Linked DNA regions of Homo sapiens: all the other regions are linked to region 1. A link is a contact called in ENCODE Hi-C or POLR2A ChIA-PET data. All regions are on one chromosome and are shown on one strand. Each heading gives the region's core, a stretch centred on a gene start or an enhancer-like site at or near the end of the contact. The rest is flanking DNA. Distances are from core to core; before and after follow the strand shown. Region 1 holds the start of TRIM13 (tripartite motif containing 13). Region 2 overlaps TMEM272 (transmembrane protein 272). Region 3 holds the start of DHRS12 (dehydrogenase/reductase 12). Region 4 holds the start of RCBTB2 (RCC1 and BTB domain containing protein 2).

Region 1 (3,724 bases), core at 559-3,058:
AAGTGGTTCTTCTGCCTCAGCCTCCCGAGTAGCTGGGATTACAGGTGCACGCACCCCCACGCCCAGCTAATTTTTGTATTGTTAGTAAAGATGGGATTTCACCATATTGGTCAGGCTGGTCTTGAACTCCTGACCTCAAGTGATCCACCCACCTCAGCCTCCCAAAGTCACCGGCCAGGAGCTGCTTTTTATTAAAGGAAAATTCCACCGAGAACTCTTTTACCCTTTCTAGCTGCCTAAAAGTAATTTCTCAACTCCTGTGTGATGTGTGAGAATTCCATAAACTACGAAACTATACAAACATAAATAAGGTTTAATTACATATGGCAAACTCTACACATTTAAGGTGTTATTTTGGAGCATCAGTGTATCAAGCAAGAAAAGGTTCTAAACTTGAACTGTGATTTCAAGGCAAGGCAAAACAAATATTACATAAGGTATCAGGTACAAAGCAGTGTCATGAAAATGAGCATATCTGAACAAAAGCTGTGACAGAATTAAGGCCAGATAACCTATCATAAATGTATAGAATGAACAGAACAGCCCGGTTTTAGGAAAGGACTTCCCAGGGAGGTTTAGTAAGCCAGCTGGGAGAAAGGAAAAAAAACGTATTTTTAGGGAGGGATAGGGACGCTCCCATTGTGCAAGAAGGAAGTATAGCCGGTTAACAGCTCCATCAAGTTCTACTAGAAGGAGTGCCTATGTAAATGAAATTCTGCTTTTAAAGTGCCTATTATATAAAGGTCTCTAGAAAACTCAAGCCCTGTTCTACAAGCCCTAGCAGCCTGACAATTCACTAAGCATAGGAGAAGGGAAAAAAAAGTAGGAAAAAAGTGTGGAAGCCCCTTTCTTCCTTTGTAATATGAATGTTTGGCTATATTTAAGATAAATACCACATAAATAATTGCTAAACGTGAATTCTGTTTTTCTAAGTTTTAACAAAATATGCAAAGAACAAAGACCACCAATGAAAGTGGATGGGAACATACGTATTCTACACACAGTTCCATTTTGGAAGGTTCTAGGGCCTATTGAAATTGGGTGTTTAAAAAAAAAAGATAACACAGGAAAATTATTGTAGTTTACCTCTGTCTCCTACAAGCTGATGTATTTGGCAGGGTTACTATTTCCCAGGGCAAAGCAGGTCTTTTTTTTCACGTTTTGACTAACGAACTAGAGGCTACTGCAAAGAAAGAAGAAAAAGAACAGTATTAACGCATTTATTTGCACAGCACCCCAATCTTGACCCTCAATTTTTTCAATCGCCCCCACAAATAAAGCCCGGCTGTTTAGACCTGGTGAACCGCCAGGAGCCTGGAGCTCTTTGTATTAAGCAGCTTCTCGGTTAGGGCGCCCTCCCCCGGCGCCATGCAACCAAACGCTGGCGGCGCGCTGTAACCTAAGGCCCACACCCGTCTTTTCTTTTCTAGGGGATGTGGAGACGCTGGTAGCGGGGCCAGGAAGGCTCCGGACGGAGCAGGTTTTCTGGACCACAGACACACTGCCCCGGCGCCCTCCGCAGGCCGCTCCTCCCCAGGCCCATGACAGTGCCCCGCTGGTTTCTGCCGCGCTGCCGGACTGGAGCTCAGACGGCCTTCGCCAGCCCCCCCAACCCACGCAGATCCCTGCTGACCTGGGCAACTCCCCACCCTCGCTGAAGGTTCGAGGACCACCCCGCTTTCCCGAGAGGAGCCGGGCGGCGGGTACTTATCTCCGACCTCCGGCTAGTGGGAAAGGCCGCGCGACCGCCCGTCCTCCAACTACAGGGACCGCACGGTACGCGCCAAGCACAGCCCCAAAATGGACTCGCGGCTCCGGCTAGCTCCGCCCCCTTCCCTCTCCCGCTTCCCCTTCCCCTCCCGTCCCTTCCCCCTCCCCTCCCGTCCCTTCCCCCTCCCCTCCCGTCCCTTCCCCCCTCCCCCTCCCTTTCCCCTCCCCCTCCCCCTCCCTTTCCCCTCCCCCTCCCCCTCCCTTCCCCGTCGCCCGCCTCCGCCTGCACCTCCGGCCCCGCCTCCCCGTCCCGCTTCGCCTGTGTCCCGCCTCCCCGGCCGCGCCTCGCCTTGGCGGAGGGAGCCGGGTGGTGAGACCGCGTTCCTTCCGGCGTCTCCAACCGCCGCCTGCTCCCGCCGTCCACCCGCGCGGGCCGCCTGGGACGGGGAGGGCCGGGCTGCGGGCTTTTCTCCCTTCCAGAGTCCTGCGCCCGCCCAAAGCCCCCCCGCAGAGGCTGGGCAGCGGCTCCGGGAAGTGGACGCCGTTTGCCCAGACGGTGGGCTCGACTGAAGCGGCGCGGTCCCGGGTGGGGCCGCCCGGGAAGAAAGTCTCCCAGTTAAGCTGCCGTGCAATTAAGATGGTTGGGTTTGGATTGTTGTACTTTTTTTTTTGTTCGTTGCATTTTTAGGAACAAAAAAAAAAGCCCAACCCTTCACACCACTTCATCCGCATCTCAAGACCAGAAGCCGACCCCAGCGGCTTGGGGAAATGGAGCCCCGCACCCCACAAGGGGGAGGGTGGGACGGGCACCTCCGCACTGCGCGGCCTGCGGAGTCACCGATTCGCGTTGGGAGCGCGCCAGGAGCGCCAGGGCTCTAGCCGGGGGCTCCGGGCAAGGCGCAACCAGAAAAGGGTTCAGTATCCCCCATCACCCCCACCCCCAACCGTACCCTCTTTCTTTGCGGGCTTTAGGCAGGACACCAGAGACCCAATTCTATTTAAAATTCTCTTTTAAGAAAAGGAACGCCTGTTTTTGCCTTTGGGGGAAAGGATGAACTTTCAAATTGGCTTTAAATTATCCACCACTAACAGTTACTCAGTCGATAACCTGACTATTCTGACGTCCACCTCCCGTTTGAGGACCTTGCCCAATAGCAAACGTACTAAGCACTTAACCAGTGAACGGTGTGAAGGATGCAAACATGGATGATGAAGGAATGGCTCCTCCAGAATTTACGATCTTGGGAGAAGTGAGGCGAGTATAGAATCTCAGAACACGCTGTAGGATTGAGTTCGATCCCAGTTGAGGAAGTTTGGGTTTGGGGAGGAAATAGGTTATTTTGGAGAAACGGTATTCAAAACCTACCATAAATAGCAGTACAGCCCGTTGACTAATAATGCTTAGCCCAACCCCCGTAAAAAGCCCCTGGCCACATCCGTCTCCTGAGATTCCCACTTCTCTGTGTGCATCTCCCTTCCTGCTATAAGAAACCTAACTTTGCCTTCGTAGAACACTTCTTTTAATTTCTGTCATTCAGTCTCATAACACTGTGTAAAAGAAATTATGATCTTCATCCTATATAGATGAGAAAACAGGTGAAGTGACTTTTCCAAGGTACAAAAGCAAGAGGCAGAGCTGAGGCTAAAGGCAGCTTCCAGATATGGGCTCTTTCTACAGCACCATAACTGTCAGTGACAAAACTGCACCCCAGTACCTTACTAAATTTAGTGTTTTTAGGCCAGGCACGGTGGCTCACGCCTGTAATCCCAGCACTTTGGGAGGTCGAGGCGGGCAGATCACCTGAGGTCAGGAGTTCCAGACCGGACTGACCAACATGGTGAAACCTGGTCTCTACTAAAAATACAAAAATTAGCCGGTCATGGTGCCGTATGCCTGTAGTCCCAGCTACTTGAGAGGCTGAGGCAGGAGAATAGCTTGAACCCGGGAGATGGAGGTTGCAGTGAGCCGAGATCCTACCACTGCACTCCAGCCTGGGCAACAGAGCAAGACTCC
Region 2 (3,724 bases), core at 532-3,031, 1.8 Mb before region 1:
TTCTCGGGTCTCTTTGAGAGAGGGGCAGCACCCTGCCCTGTGCACCCTACCCGCTGTGGGTAGCAAGATCAGAGCTGGCGTTTGGTGGTGTGCACGTGAGGCTCCCAGCCAGAGGCACTTGCAGCCTTAGAGCTCTTCTCTAGAGAAGACAGATTCCCAGATAAATCCTAGATCTTTGACAATTCAAAACCACAAAGGACCTTGCAGATTAAGCCAGGTACAGTGGGCTCTGTATAAATACAGAAAGCCCAACTCAAGCTGGCTAAAGTAATAAAGGGGATTTATTGGCTCCTATAAATGGCAAGTCCAGAAGTAGTTTAGCATCAAGGGTGGTGTGATTCCATGGGTGATGAATGTCTCTGAGGACCCAGTTTCTTTTTACCTCTTCTCTTGCCTCTCAGGGCGTTGTTCTCATTCGCAGGCTGGCTTCCCCTCATGATGGCAAGAAGGCTGCCAGCCACCCCCAGAGTAATTCAATTCCTCACCAGTGGCCAGGGAGGGAGAAACCTTGTTTCTGGAAGTTCTGTCAGCAGAGCGAGAAAGCTTTTTCCTGACTCTCAGTAAATCTCCCAATATAAGTCATGAGCCCATCCACTAATAACGTATCTGGTAAGTGGGGCTCTGCTGGTTAATTGAGGGTGAAACTTCATGCCCTTTTCTATGGCCAGGGTGGGATCAGCTTCTGCCAGAGCACATAAACGGCACAGCAGAATGGGGAGGTAGGGAGGTGGGGGTACCCGAAAATAATTAAGGTGATGACCTAGAGAGGAAGGAGTAGATGCTACAGAAGCTACCATGAGGTTCACTCAGAGATCCTCTGCTCTCAGCATGACAACAGGACTCAGCAGAAAGCACAGATGTGTGATGCTGTCAAGACTCTGACAGTGGGAACTGGGGGGCAGGCCTACCCAAGAGGCATTCAAATTCACACTTTCAAAAAAAAATGCTGGCCAAGCAAAACCTATATCTGCAGATATATCTGCCGATCTGGAGAACAGATGAGGAAACCAAGAAGCAAAGCAGGGAAGTAATTGCCTAATCACAAAAGTTGCCATACCCTGAGGTCCTTGTGCATACATCTGTCACCACCTTTTACAGAAGAGGAAAACGGCTTCCGGATGTCAACGAATTTGCCCAAAGCCACATGGCCAGTGAGTGACAGGGCCAGGATTTGGACCCAAGCCTGTGTAGCCCCCATTCCTCTGTTCTTTCCCAATGTCTAAAAGTTGGATTGGTGGCATTAACAGAAAGAAAAACCCCAAGCCAGTTCAAAGCTCTATTATACTGTGTGTCAGCAAGAAGTTTTAGGAGCCCATCTAATGTCATGGGCTGTGGAATATATAACCAAGTGAATGGAAAGGGAAGAAGATTTTGTGAAGCAAATACTTTCAGTGATAAAGTGAGTTGTCAGTGAATTTTATCCAGGGAAGAGAAGAACCATCTGCCCTGAGTACAGGCACCCAGGAAGCACAGGGTGAATCCTGCCTGGCTCAGTGGATGCCGGCAGCTTCTGGCATCCTGGCACGGGCACAGTGGCAGTTTATAAACTCCTTTTCCATAAGCTGTCAGACTTGGAGAGGTCCTGCAGGATATCTGGGCCTTGGCATCGGCAAAGTGATCACGAGAGATGTTCAGCTCTCTGAGAAGTGCAAGTCTTGGCTTGCATCCACTGTGTGGGAGCCCCAGGCGAGCTGCGACCTTCTCCTCCTGTCTGCTGACTTGCCACTGGAGAGAAAGTCAGGTTTCACAGGATGCTTAAGAAACTGCAGTGAAGAGGAAATGCAGGGGTCTGTGTGTTTCTAACCCAGTGCCTGCCCCTTCTTCTCCTTGCAGCCTGCTTCGTTGTTGTGCTCTGTGCTTTCCTGGCTCTGCCGCTGTCCATGACCTTCATAGGTAAGCTGCCTTCCGAGCTGCTGGACGCCACAGGTCAGCCAGGTTGGGGCATGGACCCAAGGCATGTAATCTTTAAACATTAAATATGTGTTTAAGAAGAACTGGCCAGCCCGATGATTCCCAGACACCTATGTGCCATCTCAGAATGACTTGGTGAAGATTTAAAAAATACACATTCCTGGGCCCCGCCCTGGGAGATATCAGTGCAGTATATCTGGGTGGGGACAGACACTCTCTTTTAGAAATCTGTCCCCAGATGATTCTGATCCCTCCAGCCCAAGTTTGGAAGTGACTGGGCTAGAGGTTTCCCAAAGTCCCTTCCCAGTTCCTATGTTCCCTTGTGGAAGCAGGTTGCAAGCAATACAAAAAATGCACCTGGCGTTAGGTGATGTATGGGCACTCTATACATTTTTTTTTTTTTTTTTTTGCTGAATGAATGAGTAAATATTTCCATAAATCACGTATATTAAACAACCTCATAATCCAGAAGTGTGAGGTCTAGCGAAGGTCAGGGGAGGGGCAGGATGGGGGAAGCTCCTTAAGTAGCTAAAAATTGTTATCACGTGTCAGTGAAATTAATCTCATGCTCCTGAACATTGCTAATGGGAGCCCTGTGTACAGGACCTAGCTACCCCTATTTACCTAGAAGCCCAGCATGGCTGGGCATGGTGGCTCACGCCTGTAATCCCAGCAGTTAGTGGGGCTGAGGCGGGCCGATTGCTTGAGCCCAGGAGTTTGAGACTAGCCTGGGCAACATAGTGAGACCTTGTCTCTACCAAAAAATGCAAGTCTTGACTTAAAAATTAGCTGGGTGTGGTTGCGTGTGCCTGTAGTCCCAGCTACTCGGGGGACTGAGGTGGGATGATCGTGCCACTATACCTCCAGCCTGGGCAACAGGACTGAGACCCTGTCTCCAAAAAAAAAAAAAAACACAAAAACAAAAAAGAAGCAGCTCAGCAGGCCCAGTGTTCTAGGTCCAAGCTCACAGCATATTGGAGCAGAAAGTAAAAGAGCATAGGAGTTGTTGCAAAACAGCAACAACGAAACACCCAGTACCCTAATTGCTTAATGGGTAGGAGCCTTCCTTTTGAGGTGATGAAAATGTTTTCGAACTAGATGGAGGTGGTAGTTGCACAACACTGTGAATCCACTAAATGCCACTGAATTATTCACTTTAGAATGGTTTCTTTTGTTATGTAAGTTTCACCCTGCCACCCCTGCTAAAGCCACAATACTAAAAATGGAAACAAAAACAGTATCCTTAGATCTGTAAGACATGAAAGCTAACAGCCTGACAGGAAATAAAAAAGAAGATAAGATTTTAAGGTTTGCAGAGAACTGAAACAGCCAAGTAGTCTGGGGCCATTTAGTGTAAGAGTGAACAATTCAATCACTTCAGCAGGCCCTGGTGCTGTGATTATTACAGTGCAATTCAAAAATTAACACTTATTATATGGCTCTGTTCTTCCAAGAAGAGTTCACAAGATGTTAGGCATGCCCTGCTTATGAAGTCGGGGGTACTCTCCAGAGGGCATTCTATGCAAAATCTGTAAGGTAAGAGAACCCTAGCCTTTGGACCCTGTGGTTAGTTACCTTTCTTTTTGCTTTCTTTTGAGACAGGGTCTCACTCTGTCGCCCAGGCCGGAGTGCAGTGGAGCGATCTCGGCTCACCGCACCCTCTGCCTACCCGGCTCAAGTGATTCTTGTGCCTCAGCCTCCTTAGTAGCTGGGATTACAGGCGCCCACCACCATGCCTGGCTAATTTATATATTTTTAGTAGAGACAGGGTTTCACCACGTTGGCCAGGCTGGTCTTGAACTCCTGACCTCAA
Region 3 (3,724 bases), core at 628-3,127, 1.8 Mb before region 1:
GCACACTTTAAGCCTTCTATACATTTTATCACATGGGTCACACAGGGAATAACTGGCAGAAATTGGACTAGAATCCAGCTCAGCTGACTCCAGTTAAACGGGAACATTCCCTTGTGAACTCCATACTGCCCTTTGTTTGTGTGTGTGTGTTACTTGGCATCCAGGTGAGAGTGGAAGCTCATTTTGAGACAGGGTTTGGCTTTTCCTAAGACCTCCTCTTTAAATGTATATAATGTATACACTAACTACCTCGTGGATGCTTGATTTGAGGCTAACACTGGACACCTCATGCCCTCATGGAAATTTCTTGAATGTACACTGCATGGCTGTAAGCGCAGGGGAAAAAGGAATGAGAAGAAAACTTAAGGAGGGAAACCAACACTTCTGATCACTTTGTATGAAACTAAGCTCTTTATAATGAATGCCTTTAATCACAACCACCCCACGAGGTGCGCATATTCATTCCCATTTTACATATTAAGAAACCAAGACTGAGGGTGTATGCAGCATGCTCAGGTTCACCTGGCTAATGCAGAGAGCTGGGTTTGCAGCCACACTTTTACTTCAAGGGGCTGCTGACACCCTCCAAGAGACTTGGTGGTTCAAAACTATTTCTCATCCCCTCTCTGCGAGCCAAAAGCCTATTTCCTGAGGTGTTCAGAGAGATTCAGAGCAGATTGACACCTTTTCCATCACTGACACAAAGAGGAGGGTATAAAAAACAGTATGTAGCCCTGGGGATCTAAAATATTTTCCCAGCCAAATCGGACAGGCATTGAAAGTCACACAGGCTGGGGTGGTTTTACAAAATGCCACTTGTTTAAATTTCCTTTCATCACTCTGTCAGGAATAACAGCAACGTAGTGGAGCCTCAGAGTCCTGTTGAGAGGGGCGAGCTGTTCCGGGGAAATTTATTTCAAAAGTTATTCTGAAGTAAAAACTTGCCCACTGTGGAGTGAGGTTGGACAGTGATCCTATATCCTAGGTAATGAGGCTATTAAAGCAGCTGGTCTCTTCAGCTTATGTAAGTGGGGCCCAGTCTCTGGGCGACTTGGGTAAACCGGTATAGAATTTAACAGGGTGACTAGGAGTGACAGCAGCAGTAAGACCCCCATTTCTAATGTGGCGTTAGGGCTGGAGGTTAGATGTGGACAGGGGTGTCTGAGTCCTACATAATGGGGCTGGATGACTAGTCTGAGATCTGGGTTCACGCAGCAACCACACTCTTTTTTACTCACACTGTTCATCTGGGCTTGGGTGGAAAGAGGCTGATGAGGATTTGGGGGAAATCAAGGGGCTCTCCCTGGCATTGCATGAAGTCGCAGAACCAGTGGCAAAAGTCCAACTTTGGAGACAATTACTTCTCGGGTGGGAGCCCCAGCCCTGCCTCTTGCCTGCGATGTCGCCAATCTGACTGCGCTTGCTGGAGACGGGAAATGTGGCACGGCACTGCATCCCCCAACACGTGTAGAAACTTAGAGAATGCCAGTTATTAAAATAACCCTTATGATAACACCAATTCGATGCAGAAGTCTTTTAAATATCATAAGCCTCGTCGTTTTATTCCACATGGTTTTCTAGGTAACCAAATTCTAGGAGGTGCGTTGCAGGGCCATCTTCGCATCCCGGCCATGCCCAGCAGGACGGTGTTCTCTAAACGGCGCTGATGCCCGATTTCGACCCCGAGGAGACTGCGGACCTCGACTGCGGCCCCCACCAGGGCCGGTCCGCCCTCACTCCACCCTCTGAGGCTGGGGCGGAGTCGACCGGCCGGCCCCGAGACCCCTTGCCTTACCGGTGGAGCAAGGAACCGGAAGCCGCGGCTCTTACATAACCGGGATGATGTCAGGGCGGGCGACTCCCGGGGGGCGGGACCAGGGCGGAGGCCGCGCCGGGAGCGCGGTGGGGCTAGGCGTGGGGCGCTCCCGGCATGTCCCTGTACCGCAGCGTCGTGTGGTTCGCCAAGGGGCTGCGCGAGTACACCAAGTAAGGCGGCGCGGCGGGGCGCGGGGCCCCGGGCTGTCACGTGGCCCGCCTCGGCGCGGGCGAGCAGGGTTGGCGGGGACGCGCCCGCGGCTCCTTCGCCCTCTCGCTGGGCCGACTAAGCGTGTCCAGAACGACGGGTGCGCCCGCCGTCTAGCGACCCACGGCTGGGCGTGGGGCAGTCGCCAGACTCCAGCCGCTCAATGCCCGCGACCGAGACTGGCGCCCGAGGGGCGGGGCTGTGGCGCGCCCAAGCCCAGGGCCGTCCCACTGACGTCAGGCGGCCCCGGCGCCAAGGAGCCTCTTGGGCGGCACCTCGGCGCCCCGCTGGGTGTGCTCGTGGAAGTGTCTTCGTGGTGCTGCTGGCGGCGTCAGATAGGGCTGGATCTAAATCGCTAGCTAAGGCTCTGTCCTAGTGCCTTTGGGTGTGTTTCCTTTAAAAAGATGCAGCACCTGGACTGCGACCTTTGGCTCCAGCTGGAACTTTCCAGCCAGTGTGTGCTTCTGGGGAACGGTGCGTGGTGGTTTCGTCGCCCCGTGACCACGCTCAGTGTGCCCTAGTTGGCTCTCCACCTCATTGTGGTTTTAAGAGGTGACAGGTTCCTGTGACGGAGGAGAGATGGAGGTTTTCTCTTAGAATTGATTAGGCTAACCGCTGGTTCTCAACCCTGTCTGCACATCAGAATCACTGGGCGAGAATTAAAAGTACCCAGTTTTCAGGCCCCATCCCTACAGATTCTGATTTAGTGGATCTGCACAGGGGCCTGGACTGGCATTTCATCCAAATGCCCCAGGTGATTCTCACCTCTGAGAGGCTTCTCCCTGCACTGGGGCTTTATCAGTTCCCACGGCAACCTGGCCAGCACTCCTAGGGGAGGTAGGAGTTGCAACTCCCTGCTCTTCACCCCACATCGTTTTGGAGAAGGTTCAGCTCTGTCTCAGGAGCCCCTGCTGCAGAGAATGGTGGGGAGTGTAGTCGTGAGCCCTGTCCCACAGTTTTTAGGGGAATACAGTGGCAGCCTCTTTCTTTCAAAGGGGTGTCCTCTGGCAATGACCATTAATTGCTGGATCTTTCCACATTACACAGCATGAAAGCTTAAGTCAGTTTCCAACCAGGGGTGGGCCCCAAGGAAAGCAGACTGTAAAAATTTCTCCCAGGACTCTTTCGCTCTGATTTCCCCACCTTGAGGGAAGGTAGAAGTGAGGCCAAGGGGCCCAATCCACCACAGATTGGTGGGGGAAGGGAGGGGAGGGGAAGGCAGTTGGCAAAGTTAGATGGGTTTTCCTGCTGTTGTGGATTTAGTGAATAGGAGAGAAAAACAACAACCTTGTTTTGACTTCAGTGTGAGAGCGCGGAGTTAGAGTTTACAACGTTTCTCTTGGCACAAGGATTTTTATAAAGCCTCCCTATATTGGGCTCCTAAGGCAGGAGGATCTAATCACTGTTTCCTAAACTTTGCTGAACCTAATAATTCCCTGGGGCAGTTTTAAACAGACTCCTAAACCCTGGGCAAGTGTGGATGGGTCCTAAGCAAATTTCATATTTGGGTAAATTGAGGGTGTGGGGAGACACAGATACCTGCCAGCTTCCTCCTCCCCATCCCTGTCACCTCAGCTTCAGGAAACAGTAAGTACAAATGTCCTCTCAGCTTGAGTCAAAATCACTGGCAAGGCACATGAAACCACAGGTTGCCAAGCAATCACTTCTGAGTCAGTAGGCAGGGCATTTCCAACAGGTTTC
Region 4 (3,724 bases), core at 393-2,892, 1.5 Mb after region 1:
TAATTTTGACCGCCCTGGGAAAAACTGTTGGACCCATATAAAATTAAAATCTTTAGTGAAACACATTCTTTTATAGGTATATTTTAAAGTTTTAACTTCTGAGATAATATCACAGTTTTCAAAACACTAAGACATGTTTTTATTGTTAGCTAATTGTCAGGCTTCAGCTGAAGCACACCGTAAGGCCTGCATGAACTTCAGCTGTCCATAATGCGTAAAAGACCAAGTGCGCAAGGCAAACAGATCTTGCCATGGTTGCTGATGAAAGAAACTTAATCTCTTGGGGCCTGAGTTGCCTTATCTGTAAAGTAAGGATAATCCTTGCCTTACAGGATTATTGTGAGCTCCAAATAAGATAAACCTCTTGGCACACAATAGGTGCTTAAAAAAAAAATGCCAGCTATCATCACTGAAGTGAGCTTTTTCTGAGAGCAAACCTGTTTAACTCATAAATTTCTTTCATTGATAAGATGTAACCAGTGGAGAAACTTGGGGCAGGCACACGATGCCTCTCTGCACTATCGCTGCAACTTCCTGTTAATGTATACTTACTTTTTCTTCCATTTAGAGCTCTACAAGAAATACCTGTGTACCATTTTGCGTGCCTCCTTCTGAGGCTCAGTGGGCTATGCTCAGAGAATAGAGATAAATGTCTGCCCTATGTAGCAGAAAGGCAGTTATACATTTTAGAATGATGTTTTTCCGAAGAAATGACAAAAGCCAGACGAAACAGACTGACACGGTCACTGTGGTTTGGAATGTTAGTTTTTCTCTTTGGCTTTACTACTTTTGGCTCTACACTGTAGAGGAACCAGTGTCCTCATGAAACAGCCAGTATAAAAGCAAGTAGCTTACTTCACAGGAATAGCTAATAACATTTAATTGTTGAGCATTTAACCAAAACCCACTCAGGTCAATTTAAGTGTAGTGCAGTGGAAGAAATTATTGCACACTGCAAAGTTGTGGTGCATTTTACTTAAATCTACAAAGGCCAACAGAAGTGCAGTGTAATATAATAAATTACTGCAAAATATAATCATAAGGGGAGAAGGTGGCTGTTTTCGAAGCCCTTGGCCCCAAGGTAACTGAGGTCATCCCCCTGAACCCCCCAGCACACATCCTCATTATTTCAGCATTTGTACTACAGGGGGCTACAAGACTTCCGCCCCACAGCAATGGGGTGAAAACGTGAAGTGATCGGAGCCCCCAGATAGAGGGGCCAGCAATAGAAGAAAAGCTGGGGCAGGCTGGAGGAGAGGGGCTGTGGAAAAGGTTGCTCTCAGCATCATACACGCCTTATCCTTCTAGGTCGGGTATCCACAAATTCCCAAAATTTGCGAGAACATAACCCTGGAGAAGGTGGGGGTGACCCACGGAGGAACTCCCTGGAAAAGCGGAGGCGGCCCCAATGGGAGACTCCCGGGGGTCAACTCCGAGGGGAGGGGGCGTCTGCGAGAAAGGGGAGGGGCGGCGGTGGGCAGCCTAGGGAGGAGAGGAGGGGCGAGACGCCGTCGCCAGCCCCCTCCTCTTGTCTGCGCTCCCTTCGTTTCCGTCTCGGCCGGGCACCCGAGCGCATCCCGCCGAGGCCGGGCCGTTTCAGGGGGAGGCGCCAACTCATCGCGGCGCCGGGCCCCTGACCGTGCAGTAACCGCTACCCAGGAGGCGGAGCGGACAAGGCTCCGGCCTGCGAGGAGGTAAGAGGGTGGAGGAGTGGTGTGGGAGGCCGAGGGGGATCGCGGCCGTGACGTGGGATGCTGTCAGGTACCACTGGGGCAGGCCACCCCTCCCCGCCCCTGCGGCCCGACCTCCCCGCCAGAGACAGCTGAGGGGCCCAGGGGACTAGAGCCGCGACCGTGCCACAGGCCTAGGCGTCGTCGCGCATGCGTAAAACTGCTGGCGGGAGTTAAGAGCTAGGTTCCGGGGCTACACCCAGCCCAGGCCGCAGGCAGAGGCGGCCCTGCGCATGCGCAATTCCGCTGGCGTGGGCCCGGTGCGCTGCTCGCGACTACATCCTGCCCAGGCCGCCGGCCCAGGCTGCGCTGCGCATGCGCGAGTCCTCTGGTAGGGGTCGCGTTTGGCGTCGTTCCAGGGTGATCATCTGCTCGGAGGCCGCTCTCATCCTAAGCTCCCACGTCTGGTGTGGCTGGGGGGGCGTCACAGGTCCCGAGGGAGCGTCCTGCCTGAAGTTTCTCCCTCCTAACCCACTCGCTGCACTGCATATGTTGCCGATGTTTTCATTTCTGTGGCCTCGACCCCTAGGCTCCCGTCCCATAAATCTAGTACCCCAGGTCCCGGGCACCGGCCCGGCTCACTAACTCAGTGGCAGTATATGCTTTCGACATTTGGTCCTGATGTCCAGGAATAGCGCGAAAAGTTTGACTTTGTTAGGCGAAGCCGTTTTGGAACTGCGGAGGGATGGGAAGAAATCGCCGAGCGTCTTAAGCCGCAACATAGTGCTCTGCTCAGCCCTGGAAATAGAGGTTTTCAGACATTGAAAACTTTCCAAGTGCTCCGTCTTGGCGGAGAAAGAACTGAGTTGGAAGGCTAATTTAGAATGAACTTTTTGCTTTTGTTCTTTGCAAAAATTACATAAAATGTTGCAACAGTTCGAGACCAGGACTATAACAAAACGCATTTCATGGAGCTACTTTGTACCGCGCTTGGCGACTTACCTTGTCAGAGCTGAATAAAAGTGGTTGAGTTCACAAACAGTGCTCTGGATCGTTGCTCTTTCCCCCAGACACTGTTTAACGTTTATTGAGCCTCCTGGCTTTGCACCTTCCTAGTATTGCGTTCCTGCTGGGTTTTACACCTTACTAGACAGTGGGTCTTAGTTAAGTCAGTTTCGTGACTCCTGGGGCTACTGTGAAGAGTTTCTAACAATGTCATTACTCTGTGCTTTGTAATCTTATATGATGTGCTGATACAGATATTTGGGGGCTGGAATAGAAGAGCCACTTAGGCTCAGAGAATGAGTATTCTAGGTGAAACGTAATCTCTTTATTTCCTGCTAGACAGTACATGCGTGTTATTAAGCAGCAGGTAAAAGCAACAAGAATGATACGTTCTTGCATACCCCACTTCCACCACTCAGGCCTTATTGCTCTTGCTGGGCTCGCCAAGCGGACCCTCATCCCAGGGCGTCTGCGTTTGGTATTTCCAGTATGCTCAATGCTCACTTTCCCACTCTTCGCAAATCTGCATGGCACAGAACTTTATTTAAGTCTTGAAACAATTGCCATCATTTCAGAGAGGTGACTACCTCACCTAAAATGTCTGGCTCTCCAAACTCTTGTACTGCTGGTTCGGCTTTGTAGCACTTAATCACCATCTGATATTATATATTTGTAAGGGTATGATCAATCTATCTCCACCATAATTGAAGCTCAGAAGGTATTTGTTAATTGTAGAAATAAAATTGGAAACTAACTTACTCCAGAGATATTTTTTTACTGAACTCAACCTAGATTCATTCATTTATTCAACAAAAATTGATTTTCTATCACGTCCTGTCCTTGATGCTTGGGATGCATCAATGAACAAAAGAGACAAAGATCCCTTCCCTCTGGAGCTTACATTCTAGCAAAGAATGATAAAAAACATATTTGTATATTAGGTTAGAAAAGTACAAATGCTATGAAAAAATGAAAAAGGAGAACAGAGAAAGGGAATTGGGAGTGCAGGTGTGGGTTGCAATTTTAAACATCATGGGTACGGTGAGTCT

The links. A loop is a pair of places that touch in the nucleus more often than their neighbours do. ChIA-PET counts read pairs that join two places held with the same protein, here RNA polymerase II (POLR2A). Pooled maps may share reads with other maps.
Region 2: a map of CD8-positive, alpha-beta T cell shows a loop between it and region 1 (5-fold over the local background). The contact joins the enhancer-like site here to the promoter of TRIM13 in region 1. A Hi-C loop is called at or near these places in 2 of 168 maps with a recorded cell type or tissue (CD8-positive, alpha-beta T cell and naive thymus-derived CD4-positive, alpha-beta T cell) and 4 of 50 pooled maps. POLR2A ChIA-PET finds 5 or more read pairs at or near these places in 2 of 52 experiments (A673 and naive thymus-derived CD4-positive, alpha-beta T cell).
Region 3: a map of naive thymus-derived CD4-positive, alpha-beta T cell shows a loop between it and region 1 (15-fold over the local background). The contact joins the promoter of DHRS12 here to the promoter of TRIM13 in region 1. A Hi-C loop is called at or near these places in 2 of 168 maps with a recorded cell type or tissue (both naive thymus-derived CD4-positive, alpha-beta T cell) and 12 of 50 pooled maps. POLR2A ChIA-PET finds 5 or more read pairs at or near these places in 1 of 52 experiments (A673).
Region 4: a loop to region 1 is called in a map of sigmoid colon, with 10 times the contacts of the local background. The contact joins the promoter of RCBTB2 here to the promoter of TRIM13 in region 1. A Hi-C loop is called at or near these places in 1 of 168 maps with a recorded cell type or tissue (sigmoid colon) and 6 of 50 pooled maps. POLR2A ChIA-PET finds 5 or more read pairs at or near these places in 1 of 52 experiments (A673).

The regions. Positions count from the first base shown.
Region 1 is chr13:49,995,126-49,998,849 of GRCh38, reverse strand. It overlaps TRIM13 (tripartite motif containing 13), which reads right to left and starts at 1,808. Exons shown (of 2, transcript NM_213590.3): 1 at 1,087-1,808. It overlaps DLEU2 (deleted in lymphocytic leukemia 2), which reads left to right. Exons shown (of 14, transcript NR_152566.1): 11 at 1,431-1,776. It overlaps MIR3613 (microRNA 3613), which reads left to right and starts at 2,349; the gene lies at 2,349-2,435. RefSeq lists silencers at 2,072-2,201, 2,792-2,841 and an enhancer at 2,382-2,511.
Region 2 is chr13:51,824,735-51,828,458 of GRCh38, reverse strand. It overlaps TMEM272 (transmembrane protein 272), which reads left to right. Exons shown (of 5, transcript NM_001351003.2): 3 at 1,834-1,893. Among named protein-coding and RNA genes, the nearest start is that of TMEM272, 19 kb to the left of the region's middle. Within about 2 kb of position 1,781, at least 14 of the 41 ENCODE cell types and tissues checked have a DNase peak (open chromatin) inside an H3K27ac peak, as active enhancers do; they include CD8-positive, alpha-beta T cell, where a contact is called at or near this core.
Region 3 is chr13:51,802,316-51,806,039 of GRCh38, reverse strand. DHRS12 (dehydrogenase/reductase 12) reads left to right here and starts at 1,877. Exons shown (of 9, transcript NM_001377533.1): 1 at 1,877-1,986. LOC107984561 (a long non-coding RNA gene) reads right to left here and starts at 2,204. Exons shown (of 2, transcript XR_007063805.1): 1 at 1,239-2,204. RefSeq lists enhancers at 997-1,126, 3,512-3,561 and a silencer at 1,677-2,316.
Region 4 is chr13:48,530,998-48,534,721 of GRCh38, reverse strand. It overlaps RCBTB2 (RCC1 and BTB domain containing protein 2), which reads left to right and starts at 1,642. Exons shown (of 15, transcript NM_001268.4): 1 at 1,642-1,694. LOC124903174 (a long non-coding RNA gene) reads right to left here. Exons shown (of 2, transcript XR_007063795.1): 1 at 2,673-3,724. RefSeq lists silencers at 1,427-1,476, 1,587-1,986 and enhancers at 2,027-2,266, 3,157-3,326.